Regions from separate parts of the Homo sapiens genome. Here region 2 is linked to region 1. A link is a loop called in an ENCODE intact Hi-C map of the cell type or tissue named here. Cell type or tissue: mammary epithelial cell. All regions are shown on one strand.

Region 1 (8,000 bases):
AATTTGGAGATTTCTCAAAGAACTTAAAACAGAACTACCATTTGACGCAGCAATCTCATTACTGGGTATATACCTGTAGGAGTATAAATCATTCTACTATAAAGGTACATGTACGTATATGTTCATTACAGCATTCATTATCACAATAGCAAAGACGTGGAATCAACTTAGGTGCCCATCAATGGTAAATTGGATAAAGAAAATGTAGTACGTTTATACCATGGAATACTACACAGCCACAAAAATAACAAAATCATGTTTTTTTGCAGCAGCAGCATGGATGGAGCAAGAGGTCATTATCCTGAGAAAATCAACACAGGAACAGAAAACCAAATGCCGCATGTTCTCACTTACAAGTGGGAGCTAAACAATGAGTGCACATGGACTCAAAGAAGGGAACAGTAGACACTGGGGCCTATTTGAAGGTGTAGGGTAGGAAGAGGGTGAGGATCAAATAACTACCTATTGTGTACTATGCTTATTACCTGGGTGATGAAGTAATCTGTACACCAAACCCCTGTGACACACAATTTACCCATGTAACAATCATGCACATGTACCCTAAACCTAAAATAAAAGTTGGAAGGAAAAATAGAGAACGAATACTAAAAAAAATTTGCAGAAATAATGGGTCAAAAATTTCCAAACCCTCAAACGTAAAAACTGCATCAAGGTATATCATAATCTAATTGCTTAAAACCAATGATGAAGAGAAAATCTCAAAAAGCAGCCACAGTAAAAAGATCTATGTGTAGAAAAGAGTGAAGACTGCTGTCCTTAGAAAAGGCTACTTGTGGGTTTGGTCCTTGGCTGGTGTCTGGGAACTTGGATTCCAAGAGACAAGTTTTGTTTCCCTCTTTCCTTCTGTCTGAAGGCTGATAACTCTATTGCAATGACCAAGGATTCAGGGAATGTTAATTCTGAAGTTCTCCATTCCCTGGACCCAAGCACAGTCTCTCCTATAGAAGCCTGTTCAAATGGCAACAGCTCTGAGCCCTCACTTAATTTACTCAGAAGGGGTCCAGCTTTCTCTAGTTCCCCAAATTTTCCCAGGTGCCCAGAGGTTCTTGCGCAGTCTCAGGATTTGGCTTTCATTCTGCCTCTCCTTGCCTGAAGAACCCTTCCCTGATGACCTTGTGATTTTCAGAATATCTGCAGTGATATGGCTCCAGCAGAGCTGCCCACCTCCTGTGAGCACAGCTTCACCTTCCTCAGCTCTTTGCTTATGCTTAGTCAGGGGAGTCACCTGGCAAGCACATGATCACATGACAAACATGGTCCCCAAGTGTCCCAGGAGCTCTTCAGTGATGAGTTCCTTGAGGATGGACACCATATCTTGTCTCCAAGGCATGACCACAGTGCCAGGTGGCTGGACCATGAATGGGTTATGATGGATCAGAATTCTCTGAGGACAGAATTCTCAGGGTTGATTCCTGGTTACTTGTCCAGGCTCCTATCATCATGCCCCTTAATTCCCAGCTATCCATCCCAGGGCAAACTTCCTCCCAGGGTCTGTCCTGTCCTTTCAGCAATTGGGCTCCAGTTGAGGCTACCCCAGTCCATAAGGTGTATTTTAATAATTTAAACTTCAGAGGGGAGGGATCAGAGTTCTCTTCCCTCTTCTCTTTGGAGGAACTTATCATATGTAAAACTACGGTTGCAAATAAATAAGTAAAAAGCAAATGGTGTGATGAGGGAGGGTTGATATCCCATTACTTTCCTGCTGGTCTTTCAATTCCAGTTGCTTGCTTAGGGTCAGCTGTTTGTAAATGCTTGTTGAATGAATAAAATAGAGGAGGTTAAGATGATTAGGCTCTGTGTCTCCACCCAAATCTCATCTTGACCTGTACCCCCCAGGTGTTGAGGGAGGAATCTGGTCGGATTGAAAGGAGGTAACAGTGGAATGCCATGCACGATCTCGGATTTTCTTTTGGGTAGATGACATTATTGGGACAAGTTGGTAAAATCTAAATAAGGTTTGCAGGGTAGATAATAGTATTGAATTTATGCCAAATTCCTGATTTTGATAAGTGAATTGCAGTTATATAAGGGAATGTCCTTCTTTTTAGGAACTATGTACTGAAGATTTGGGGGCAAAAGAGGACCACATCTGCAACTAACTGGAGATGGTTCAGAAGATGATGCACACACACTCAAGCATATCGAGAGAGAAAGGGGCAGAGGACACAGAAGGCCCTGAGTTTAATGTGCATGTTTTGGGGAATTTGGAAGAAGAGCCCCTGATAATTCATCCTTCATTATTCTTGCAACTTTTCTCTAAATCTGAAATTATATTAAAATATAAAGTTAGAAGAAAACATGAAGAGTACTCACTTAGTATTCATTCATCTCACACCGACATTGTACCCTCTCCAGACATTGATCCATGAAGTGACTTTTCCTGTGATGGGCCATGAGCCAGGGATGTGCTGGGGGGAATGGGGAGATGAATAAACTCCCACCTCACTCTTTAGGGGTCTGTGGAATGGTGGATGAGACAGACACACCTTGTCTCTACCCTGCACCGTGTAACTGGGCCTTGCGTGGTCCTTTGTGAGTGTGTAGTAAGGGTAATTTCTTCAGAAGAGTTCATGAAGAAGCAGAAAATATGGCCAGGTGAATACATTTTCCTTAAAAAATAACTTACATGGTGAAACCCCGTCTCTACTAAAAATACAAAAATTAGCCAGGCGTGGTGGCAGGCGCCTGTAGTCCCAGCTACTCGGGAGGCTGAGGCAGGAGAATCGCTTGAACCTGGGAGATGGAGGTTGCAGTAAGCCGAGATCGCGCCACTGCACTCAGCCTGGGCAACAGAGAGACTCTGTCTCAATAATAATAATAATAATAATAATAATAATAAAAATTACACATCAAAGTGCCCTTTGTATAAAGCACTTATAAGTGAGTCTATTTAAAATTAATTTTAGAGACATCATAAAAGTGAGTCATCTCATTTAATTTTTACAACCATCCTCTGAAGTAGGTACTTACTTAATCTCATTATGACACAACTTATTTGCAGTAAAGGAAACAAACGTGGAAAGGTTAAGTTACCTGCCCCAAATCAAGGAACTACAAGGAACTGTCCATCTGGACGCTGAGCTCTAAGCTTCTAATAATAATTGCACACCTCTAGGGTTAGGAAGGGCAGGTCTATGGGCTGATGAGAAAGTGTCTAGGAAGCCGATGGCCAAATTTACCTGCTTGGCTTTACGCTGCCTGCGTGGGTGTGTCCAAAGCTCAGAGCTCCTTGAGGCCTTCCTCTGTGGGTCCGCTAGAGGGCGCTGTTGGCCCAGTTCAGAAGTATGTTTTTGCCCTTGAATTCAGGTGTGGTCAGGGAAGGAATTGCTGTAAAAGCTAAAGAAGCTTAAGCTTCAGGACTTCTCACCTGTACAGACCCCTTCTGCTTTTGTACCTAACTTTGCATTTATAATTTCGTATCATTTTCCCATAAGAGGGCTTCCTGAATAAGTTGCGGGCTCCTCAAATCTGTAGTCCCCTTTCTTATGTCAATACTTTGGTAACTCAGCCTGGGGGACTGGGACATTGAGCGTCTTGAGCATCATGAAGTGTAAATTTCCAGGGCATCTGGCTGTCCGTCTTCCGGCTGTGGACTCCCGGAGAGCAGGGGCTCTGCCCTGTTTGACTTGGACTGTCTGCTATGTAGAACAAGCTGTTTGTAAATGTTTGTTGAAAGAATGAAATAAAGGAGGTTGAGATGGTTAGGCTCTGTGTCCCCACCCAAACCTCATCTTGACCTGTACTCCCCAGGTGTTGAGGGAGGAACCAGGTGGGAGGTGATTGGATCATGAGGGCGGTTCCCCCCATGCCGTTCTCGTGATAGTGAGTGAGTTCTCACGAGATCTGATGGTTTTATAAGGGGCTCCTCCCCCTTCACTTCCTTCACAAGCGTCCTCTCCTGCTGCCGTGTGAGATATGGCTGCTTCCCGTTCTGCCATGATGGTAAGTTTACTGAGGCCTCCCCAGCCACGTGGAACTGTGAGTCAATTAAATCTCTTTTCTTTATAAATTACCCAGTCTCAGGCAGTTATTTAGAGTCGTGTGAAATGGACCAATACAGAGGTAAACAGCCCCCCCAGCACCACTGCCGCTGCTTTAATCTTCTCTTTGGGTCTCAGTTCCCCAACTTTAAAGGTGGGGGCAGGCATTGGATTAGAGTTCATCTCTAAGTCTCTTTTCAGTCAGATGTTTACTCTAGGATTTGCTCCCTGTCCATCCCTTTCTCAACTCTACCACCTGTCATTTCATTTTATTTCTCTAGTTCTGTCCTCCTCTCCAGCCCATGCCCTCACATGGCTAGAGCCTCCTTGGCTCTGCTAACACCTTTAGGTGCTGGGATTACATGCATGAGCCACAGAATCTGGCCATGGTATAGAACATTTTTACCACCCCAGAAAGCTTCCCATGCCCCATTTCTTCTCCAGTCTTTGGCTTCTGGCAACTACTGATCTGTTCCCTGGCACTGTGCTTTGCCTTTTCTAGAATTTCATATACATGGAATCCTACAGAAAGTAGTCTTCTGTGTCTGCCTGCTTTCATTCAGCATAACGTTTTTGTGATTCATCCAGGTTCCGTCATGCATCTGTCATTCATTTCTTCTTGTTACTGACTAGTATTCTATTGTATGGGTATACCATAATTTACCTACCAGTTGATGAACAAGGCACCAGAATGAAAATGGTCCGAGTTTGAATTTAGACTCTGCTATGCGTTGCCTGTATGATCCTGAGCAAACTGTGTAGCTTCTCTAAGCCTCACACTTCTCAGCTGTACAGTAGGGACAGTAACACCTTCCCCTAAGGTTGCTGAGAGGATTAGATGAGCTCAGCCCTGAGGAACACCTCGCTGTGTGTCTGGTACTCAATAGCTGGTTGTTATCAAGGATGTATTGAACTGTCTGAACCAGGTGGGGGCATATTCTGCTCTACTCTTATCTTTCTTACAATATCGTAGGCAGATCCTTGAGATTTTTGGTCATTTGCAGCTAAGTACTTCAATCTGGTTTTTCATTTAATGCTCCTCTTTCCCACCCTCCCGCTCAGGCTTGACCCAGCCCCAGAGACCTGCGCCGGGAGAGGGATGGGAAAGGTTGGGAGCAATGGGCAGGATGCTAGCTGTTTCTCAGGGTGCCTGTGTGGGTTCTTCAGAGGTCCTCGTGAAGAGCTCTTGTGGGAGCCCTGACCACCCCATTAGCCCCCATCGTTGCCAGGGGGAGCCCACAGCTTCTTGCCACTCAAGTCTCCTTGGGTAATGATTAGGATCTTTGGACGTGGAAATTGCTCAAGTCTTGGTCCTTCAGTGGTGTTCTCTCCGCCTGTGGGAGACTCACGCATCTTTGCCATGCTATAGTGGGAGTGCCTGCTGCTGCACCTCCACCCCCTACCCTGTGCCTCGCTCCAGGTCTTTTCTCCCCTGTTCTGTTAGACTTAAGGGGCAGATCAGAGAGTCTGCTGCAGAAACACAGATCTAGGGTCCTTTTCTTTCAGGCAGCCCCTAGCAGATGCTGGGATGTGGGCAATGTCTCCTACCTACATTCCTTGTCTCTGCTAAAGTGCTCACTGGCTAACCTCCAGGGCAGCCCCTGTATCTCTTTGCCTGAGGGCGTTCTACAGTGGCCAGGCCCCGGGCCAGAGTAGTGGGCCTAAGTACCAGGAAATTAACACCACAGCAGCAGCCCTCCATGATGACTGGTGAGTGTTGGCGTGTATTAATAAATGCCCAGGTCCCTTGCCCCCTGGTGGGATGACTCTGAAAGTCGTCTTCCTCACTAGCTCCCAGTGTTTCACAGCAGGATGAATTCCCTCTCATCCACAGTGGTCACTTCTCAATAACCACACCCTTTTCACTGCCGTTCTTTCTCCAGCTCTTTCTTATTCCCCTCCTGGAGTTTCCTTGGATAATCTCTCAAGTTAGTCACGTGTCCTTGGATTCTTGCCTCAAGGTCTCCTTCTGGGGAACCCAAACGATGCCATAGCCCTAATCTTTGCAAATGACTTTCTTGAAGTTGGCTTGGGTGGGAGCCAGGGCCGTACAGCAGGAAACGAAAAGACACAGCGCTCTCCCCATATTTCAAATACTCCCTTGTCTAGTGAGTCCTCTGGAATTCCTCCAGGTCTTTTGCTGATAAAGGTTGGAGGGGCTTGGGAAGGGGTGATGGCTGTGGGGCAGAGGTACTTCTGTCCTTTCTTGGCTCATCTTGCATGGCTATGTCACTGTGCTTTTTAGAATGTGAGAGGATTTCATGCCCATTGTCCCTAGTTTGGGGGTTTATGCAGAATTTTGGGACAACAGGGAAAACCTGTTTTCTTAGCACAATGCACAGCATTTACATATTAGTCTGCTCAGGCTGCCCTAATGAAATATCATAGACAGTGTGGCTTAAATAACAGACATTGATTTCTCACAGTTCTGGAGGCTGGAAGTCTGAGATCAGGGTGCAGTGTGGTAGGGTCTGGTGAGGACCCTTTTCCAGGCTTGCAGAAAGCTGCCTTCTCACTGTGTCCTCACAAGACAGAGGGAGAGCGCTGATGTCTGTTTCTCTTCTTATAAGGGCACTAATCCCATCACGAGGACCCCACCCTCATGACCTCATTAAGCCTAATTATCTCCCAAAGGCCCTAGCCCCAAATACAGTCTCACTGGGAGTTAAGGCTTCAATATAAGAATTCGGGGGAAAACAATACGGTCTGAAGCAGCTTATTGACATGATGATGATGCACCTCTGATTTTACCACTGAAACCTGTTTCTCCTGCTGTATTCCTTATGTTGGGGAAGACATTCTTTCCTCCCTGACTTCCTCCTCCCCTCATGTCTGGTTAGGCATAAAGTGTTGTCAATTCTACCACCTCCTAAGTATTAAGTACTTCCTCTCCGCTGTCCTCCACAACTTCTCTAGGCCAGGCTCTCATGCCTCATATTGGTCAGGATTGAGTTTCATGTGTGTCCCTGTGAAGAGACCACCAAACAGGCTTTGTGTGAGCAATAAAGCTTTTTAATCACCTGGGTGCAGGTGGGCTGAGTCCGAAAAGAGAGTCAGCAAAGGGAGATAGGGGTGGGGCCGTTTTATAGGAGTGGAGTAGGTAGTGGAAAATTACAGTCAAAGGGGGTTGTTCTCTGTCTGGCAGGGGTGGGGGTCACAAGGTGCTCAGTGGGGGAGCTTTTGAGCCAGGATGAGCCAGGAGAAGGAATTTCACAAGGTAATGTCATCAGTTAAGGCAGGTATAGGCCATTTTCACTTCTTTTGTCATTCTTCAGTTACTTCAGGCCATCTGGATATGTATGTGCAGTCTTGGGCCCAGAGGCCTGACATTGAGTAACAGAAAACAGCTCCATTGCTTACAAAGGTGAAGGGTGTATTATTACATGCAAAAGGAAGTCTGGGGCAGGCAGTCCAGAACTGGAACAAATGCCCAAAAATGTCATCAGGGACCCTGGTGCCTCCTCCTGTTTCTACTCCAGTATCCTCAGTGTTGGCACTGGTTCTTGTGGTCACAGGGTAGTTGCTGCTTCTCCAGGCGTCACTTCCTCATTCCAGGCCATAACTCCTAATTGAGAGCCTTTGTCTTTTTTACTGGGGAGGGGCTCGAGTGAGTGTGCAGGGGCAGGGGGTGTGCAGATGGCTTAGAGTAGCCAGTTCCCGGGATTTGCTACATCATGTCTTACCATAGCTGCCTCCTAACTGATCTTTCTGCCTCCATTCTCACCGGTACATTCTTGTTGACAGCATGTCCCTCTAGGGGCAATAAGAAACCATTATACCTAGCAAATCAATGATAAGACAAATGGTAACCATAATACCAATGGGAAGTACTTATTAGATGTGTAAATTGCATGCGGAACATTTAGTGCTTAAAGGGATACTCATGAAAGCCACTTTGTTATTATTTCACTCTGTCCCTCTAATGCTGGCTGGAGGATGGCTGTCCTTTCCCTGTCCTTGGATGAAAACTCTGCTCATCTCCATGACTCTGTCTGTCAC
Region 2 (8,000 bases), 820 kb after region 1:
TCATACTGCACTTCGCATACTCTTTGGACACTCCTAGCCTTTTCACAGCTTCATACCTCTATACATGCAAGGCCTAAAATCAACTTTTAAAAAACTTCTTCACTGGGAAAAATTCCTACTTTTCTGTCAAGACAATCCTTTAATGAAGGCTTCTCCAGGAAGAGCAGCTCCTCACTTCTCTAGACTTCTCACCATCTCACTTCACTCACACCATCTTTCATCAAGTCCATCCTGTACACTAGGTTGTATGTTTCTAAAGGCCAGTGGCCAGGCCTTATTCAGCTCTATATTCTGGGTGTTTAGTACAGGATTTGGAATATAGTCGCATTTTTAAAGGGCTGAAATAATTGAAATAAGGAAGTAGAGTCAAGATTAGAACCCTGAAACTCATACTCATCCTTGTGTCTTTTTTCTTTTCTTGAGATGGAGTCTCACTGTTGTCACCTGGGCTGGAGTGCAATGGCACCATCTTGGCTTACTGCAACCTCTACCTCCTGAGTTCCAGCAATTCTCCTGCCTCAGCCTCCTGAGTAGCTGAGGTTACAAGCGCCCATCACCATGCTTGGATAATTTTTGTATTTTTAGTAGAGATAGAGTTTCACCATGTTAGCCAGGCTGGTCATGAACTCCTGACCTCAGGTGATCCACCCGCCTTGGCCTCCCAAAGTGCTGGAATTACAGGTGTGAGTCACCATGCCTGGCCTCATCCTTGTGTCTTAACTATCATTAACTTCAGGAAGTCTTTTCTGAGGCTCACAAAGGAGGTGTGCTACCGTCTAAATATTTGTGTTCCCTCAAAATTCAGAGGTGGAAACTTAACGCCCAAGATGATGGTGTTAGGAGGTGACACCTATGAGGAGGTGATTGTCTCATGGCAGCAGAGCCCCTGTGGATTGGATTAGTGCCATTATAATACAGGACCCAGAGAGCTCCCTCACTCCTTCCACCATGTGGGGACTCAGTGAGAAGATGTGGTCTATGAACCAAGAAATGGGCCCTCAATAGACAAAAAATCAATGGGCATCTTGATCTTGGACTTCCCAACCTCCAGAGCCATGAGAAATAAGTTTGTGTTTCTTATTAGCTACCCAGTATGTGCATTTGCCATAACAGCTTGAGTGGATTAACCTGTAGCACTATGTGTTTTCTACTGTAGCACTATCACATTTTCTGCTATAATCACTGAATTAAATGTCTGTTTCCTAACAGCTATAAACTCCATGGGATATGGAGTTCATTCATGAGATACAGATATGTTCATTGCAGCATTTTTCACAATAGCCAAGATATGAAAATAATCTCAGTGTCTGTCTGGATCATTGCTGCTTATTGCTTCAGACCTAGTGCCCAGTACACAGTAAATGCTCAATAAATGGTGGTTTCATGAATAAATGCATGATTTCTCTTTAGTGATCTTTTAGCACATAAATTTTTCCTCTTTGCTTCTTACCCTGGAACTACAGCTTCCCTTTCCCAACACCATTTCTTAGCAGCAGGAAATACTATTTCCAAGACAAATTGTTGAACCATCTGTCCTCTCCTTACTTGAGGAATGTCTTTGCTGCCTAAGTGGTGGGGAGGTGACAATTCATGACCAATCTGCTTTGTTAGGATTTGGATGTGACATCACTCTGTCTGCTGAGCCCACAATAGTCACAATCTCAATGGTCCTTAGGACCTGATTACACTAATTACACAACATCCTTTTGTAGAGGAAATGAGGATTTGAACTAAATGTGAGGGATCCCAACAGGGCGGGTGGCTTTAAAAGTGTGATGTTATCACGTGTGCTATGCAAATTGCATTTGGGTTGAAATACGAGTTCTCTTCGCCTGACTCAAAAGCGCTGGGTGAAAACATCAGAGTTACTGTAAAATATGGTGACATGCCAGAGCTCACACATTATGCTGAGAGGCCTCTGATACATGATACAGCAAAGGCACTTCCCCTTTATTCTTTTATTCAGCGTTTGAGGGAGTTGCCAATCTAATAATAAATTCTTCTTCCCAGGAAGAAGACACCAAAAGAGGACAAAACAGCATTTTTGATTAAAAAAAAAAAGTGTGTGTGTTAAGAGAGGAAATCGTTTTGCATTTTTTCAGCTCCTTCTACAGAAGGCAGTAGCACTGGAAAAACACACACTCATTTATTGTCACAGCAGCAGAACAGCAGGGACTCCTCATTGTCTGTTTTTCTAAGGATGGAAAATGGAGCCACAGGAGAGTTCTTGAGTACAGCAAGACAGAGCAGGGACAAGATTGTAGAAATAGGATGTCCCTCCTGGAACCAGTAAGATTTTGGGAGGACAGCATCATTTGAAAGGACAAAAGAATGGCCAGTCTGACTGCCAAGACATATTCTGTTTTGTATAGAATGAGATGACTCACTTGTGATAATTTGAAAAACCTAAATAAATGGTTTCTAAACTTTTTAAAATTACTTAGCCAGTAAGTTTAAAAAAAAATTTAGGGAATGAATCCCCAACACATTTATTCCTGTTCTTTCCTCTCCATTTGTGAGGAAAAGATAAACTCCCTGAGGACAAATACTTTGCCTTATTCAATACTGCAGCTGAAGTGCCTAGAACGGTGCTTGGGGCATAGTGAGTGCCCAATAAATACCTTTTGAATGAAATAATAAACACATAAATAAATGCATGTATATTTATGTATGAATTGTATCCACATACTCAAACTAATGTATATTCATGTAGCAAAATACTATGCAAATTTTAATGCATATCAGAAGATGGAAACATTTAAATAAAGAGATACAAATAAATATGAACAGTAGTTCTTGTGATTTGTTTCCCCCGTACTTGCCCCAAAATATTACCATCTACTTCACTTTGGACTGGATGTAAAATTATTTTTAAACTTCAGTGTGAATATGAATTGCCAGGGAAGCCTTTTTAAAATGCATATTTTTATCTAGCCCTTCCCTCTCTCATTCCTCAACCTTTGCCTTCAGATTCTGATTTAATAGGTCTGGTAAAGCAAAGCTTGGAAATTGTATTTTTAACAAGCTCCAAGAAAATTGTGATGCAAGTAGACTTGGAATTACACTTCACACAAAACCTATTGTAAGAAAAAGTGTTGACTACCTGGGGCCTAAATCACTACATGTGCAAGCCCCTGCAGTGAGTTTGCTTTACCTTCCAGGATGATGCAGTTTTTTGGAGCTTGGCTTTTCAAATAGAAACACACACACACATACACACACCTTCTCCACAGTGTTTTGTACCCTAAGCGTCAAAACAAAAATCTAAGCTCACCTACAGCAATGTCTTGAGCGGTTTGGGTACCAGAGACATCTCAAAACCATGGACAGCTCCCAGGAACTTACCAGCCACCCACTTACCATAGCCTCCTAGGCATCATTCCCTGTTGTCTGCTGCCCCCTATCTGGGGTGTGCAAAGCAGCACATGTGCCTGTAAAATGGTGGAGTCAAGGCTCTGCTCCCTAAGACCCCAAGAGAACCTACACTGTACCTGAAGGACATCATAGTGGCCTCTCAATCTCCATCTACCTTGTGTCTTCTCGAGTGCTTCCTTCTCCAGAATGCTGTTGGCACTGAGCAGCAGTTCACACCAGCATAATTCATGGCCACACACAAAAATCATAATATGAAGGGAGTACCCAAAATATTACTATCTACTTCATTGGCAGATGAGAAGTAGACAGTGGGTGAGAGAACAGCACCCCAAGTGGGGGAACTGGTTGATCAAGGACATGGTGGCAAAACAATCCTACAAGCATGTAGTAAGCTCCTGTCATATGCCAGGCACTGTAAACAAGGCAATCGGATTAGGTATTTTTTTTCTTTCTTTAAACTTTCCATTTTTAAAAAATTTTAGACTTACAGAAGAGTTACAAAAATAGTAAAAAGTGTTTACATTCTTAATGTTAACAACTTAACCATAATTCAATTATCAAAATCAGGAAATTAACATATAAATAATTCAAGTCTGACCAGCTTTCCCCCAATGTCCTTTTTCTGTTCCAGAGTATAATCTAGAATTCTACATTGCACTTATTTGCTATGTTTTAGTCTTTTTCAGTCTATGACAATATCTTATTCTTTCATTGTATTTTATGAATTTGATGTTTATAATTTTTTATATTTCACATACTTTATCAGCAATTCATAACACTGATTACATACAATGAATTGATGTAACATGGTATTTTCTTTCTGTATTTCTAGATACAATATTCCCACAGTAATGGCAATAAGTACATACAAATGGATAATGTACTTTTTAATTTTTATATTGATAAGAAATATATATTATAATCCAATTAAAAATGGGCAAAGGACCTGAACAGAAATTCCTCCAAAGAAGACATACAAATAGTCAACAGGAATATGAAATGGAGTGCAACATCACTAATCATCAGGGAAATGCATATTAAAGCCACTAGGAGAGATCATCTTACTCACATTAGGATAGCTATTATCCAGGAGATAAGAGATAATAAATGTTGGGAAAGATGTGGAGAAAAGGGAACTCATGTACACTGTTAGTAGGAATGTAGATGTGGGTAACCATTACAGAAAACAACGTGGAGGCTCCTAAAGAAATTGAAAATAGAATTGCCATTTGACCCAGTGATCCCACTTCTGGTTATACACCCAAAGGAGATGAAATCACCACCTCATAAAAATATCATGCTCCCATGTTCACTGCAGCATTTTTCACAGTAGCCAAGATATGAAAATAATCTCAGTGTCTGCTGACAAATGGATAAAGAAATTGTGTGGTGTAGGTATGTATGCGTATACATATATATATATATATATATACACACAGACACACACACATATACATATATACACATATACATAATATACATACATACATACATATACATGTATGATTCCACTGTATGTATGCATATGTGTGTATATACACATATGGATTATATGTATATGTGTTTGTATGTATACATATACACAATGGAATATTATTCAGCCTTTAAAAAGAATATCCTGCCTTTTGCCACAACATGGATGAACCCAGACAACATCATACTAAGTAAAATAACCAGACACAGAAAAAAAATATTGCATGATTTCATTTGTATGCAGAATCTACACATTTTTTAAAGGTCAAATATACAGAGATAGAGAATAAAAGCAGTGGTTACCAGCGGCAGAGGATCAGGAAAGAAAATGAAGAGCTATAGGTCAAAGGATTTAAAGTAGCAGATTTGTAGAATAAACAAATCTAGATATATAAGATACAATATGAACACTATAGAACACTATAGTTAATAAAAGTGTATTGTATTAGAGATCTTTGTTAAGTAGATATTAGCTGCTCATTACAAAAATTATCTATGTGCAATAATAGATACATTAACTTGGTTCACTGTAGTAAGCATTTTACTATCTATACTTATAACATCATGTTGTAAACCTCAAATATACACAATAAAGGGATGAGAAATAACTTAATGTTTACAAAGTGCATTATTCAGGTGATAGTTACACTGAAAGCCTAGACTTCATCACTATACAATATATCCATGTAACAAAACTGTACTTATACCTCTTAAATTTGCACAAATAAAAAAATTATTTAAAAATACTGTATATATTTATGATGTACAACATGATGTTTGGAAATATGTATACATTTTGGACTGGCTAAATCAACTAACCTGCCCATTAGCTCACATACTTATTTTTTTGTCATGAGAACTCTTAAAATAAACTCCTTTAGCAATTTAACATGACTTCAATATGTTTAACGTGTAACGCTCAGTTATTTTGTAGAGTATCTCTCAATTTGGGTTTGTCTGACACTTCCTCATGATTCCTTTTTGAGGTTTGAGGTTATAAATTTTTGGCAAAAATATGACAAAAGTGATATACTCTTCCTGGTTCATCACATCAGGGTAATTTGATATCAAAATGACTTATTGGTGATATGAGCCTTGAGCATTTGGTTAAGGTGATGTCTGCTGAGTTTTGTTAAAGTTAATAGTTTTCATTTGAAATTGATAAATATCCTGGGAGAGATAGTTTGAAAATAATAATAATATATTGTTTCTTCTCAAACTTTTACCTACTAGTTTTTATATCTGTCAGTAGCTTATGCCTGTAATAATTATTGCTATGGTATTTGCCTAAAGGAGATTTTGTATTTTTCTCATTTCTTCATTATTAATTGAATTCTTCTGTAAGATAGAGCTATTCCATCTCCCCCTTATATTTATTTATCCAGTTATTTGTTTATGACACTATGGATTTAGGGACATTTACTTTATTCTATGAGTAATAATACAATACTATCCTCATTTATTTTGTTGCTTAAATTGTTCTAGCTTTGGCCATTGGGAAGTCCTTACAGTAAGCACCCATGTCATTTCAACATGCTCCATCCTTTTCTGAGTAGGTTCTTATTTTCTGGTATCACAAGAAAGATATTCCAGGCTCCTCGCCTCACATTTTTCTTGACCCAGCCCTGGAATAAACCACCACTTCTTCAAGGAGTCCTGGTTCTCTTTTTTTTTTTTTTTTTTTTTGAGACTCATTCTGTCACCCAGACTGGAGTGCAGTGATGTGACCTTGGCTCACTGCAACCTCTGCCTCCCAGGTTCAAGCAGTTCTCCTGCCTCAGCCTCCCAAGTAGCTGGGACTACATGCACACACCTCTGTGCCCAGCTAATGTTTTGTATTTTAGTAGAGATGAGTTTTCATCATGTTGCCCAGGCTGGTCTCTAACTCCTGAGCTCAGACAATCTGCCCACCTCAGCCTCCCAAAGTGCTAGGATTACAGGCATAAGCCACAGCACCCTGCCATGTCCTGGTTCTTTTTATTGGAGAATGGCACCTAGAAGCCAAGAACTTAGTGATAGGGATGTTCACTACCACTTGAATAACATTGCTTAAGTTCTCTCTGTGGCCAAAGCTACAAAATAAATGCATGTGTACATAAATATCTATATATATTTATATAAACACATATAAACATGTGTGTGTATACACATATATATATTAGAACCATGAGTTCATAATCCTCCAATTCCAACCCAATACCACTAAATTCACTCTAGCTTTTCCCCTTTTAACTTCTTTCTCCGACAGTGAGATACCTGACTCTTGACTGTTATCTACAATTTATTTACGTGCTTGTTCAACAAATATACACATGTAGTAACAGAACTGTAAACATGCCCGATGAGAATACAGTTGCTGTGCACAGCTCTTTTTGTCTTTAACCTTGCAGTATCTTTCAAAAAGAAAAAAACTGCTTTCCAGAAGTAGAATTTTAGTGTCAATTTACAGTGTATGTGTGTATGTTTTAGCATTTGTGTGTTTTATTCTGTACTTTCTATGATTTAAATACCTCTACTCACCCCATTTTCCAAATGTAAACTGAAATTAAGACAGTGAAAACAGCTGTTACTATACCAGGTTACTATAGTAGGTGAGGGAACAATATGGATCTCACAGACAGTGCTCTGTTACACATACAAGCTCCTCTCTACCTTAATCCTCTTGATGTGCATCCACATCCTCTCTACAAAGCTTAGGATTAATCGCTTGTCAGAGTATTACATAAGCAATAAGCAATAACCAAACTGCTGGCCACCATTTTCCAAGGCCTGCTTCCACGGACACCTGTGCTTGACCCTGTCATCACATTTATTGCCTTTTGACTACCTTTTTACTATTATCCCTACACCTCTGCCACCCTGAGTCTAAGTCCTTGATAGTGTCTTACTTATACCTATCTACATTCCCTTAGTGCTCACAATAAAGTACGTATTCTACATGTTTCTTGAACATCTGAAAGAACATGAGTCAAATTGAAACAGTTTGGCTTAGACAGTGTCCTTAGATCCCCTGCAGAAAATCACCAAGTCTGCTTGCTAAAAATGTGAACCCAGGGCCTTACCTGGAAGTCCTAAGATTCAGTAGTTTAGGGCCACGCCCAGGAATATGCATTTGTACAAGAAAACCCGTAATTCTTATCTACTTTTACATT

Evidence for each region. Hi-C counts contacts between places; a loop is a spot of excess contacts. Peaks named below come from ENCODE experiments on the same cell type or tissue, not always from the same donor. Only the 100,000 strongest peaks of a DNase experiment are listed, where the experiment ranks them.
Region 2: it touches region 1 in a loop (8-fold over the local background); 4 of 110 quality-filtered maps call a loop at or near these places.

The regions. Positions count from the first base shown.
Region 1 is chr22:35,226,961-35,234,960 of GRCh38, reverse strand. It overlaps LINC01399 (long intergenic non-protein coding RNA 1399), which reads left to right and starts at 3,905. Exons shown (of 6, transcript NR_126356.1): 1 at 3,905-3,963. It overlaps LOC105373017 (a long non-coding RNA gene), which reads left to right. Exons shown (of 4, transcript XR_938210.3): 4 at 2,070-2,318. In mammary epithelial cell, a CTCF peak has its summit at 3,278 (motif pointing right); a DNase peak (open chromatin) is centred at 3,270.
Region 2 is chr22:34,410,384-34,418,383 of GRCh38, reverse strand. No RefSeq gene overlaps it. Among named protein-coding and RNA genes, the nearest start is that of LL22NC03-13G6.2, 200 kb to the right of the region's middle. RefSeq lists a silencer at 3,302-3,451. In mammary epithelial cell, a CTCF peak has its summit at 3,394; a DNase peak (open chromatin) is centred at 3,373.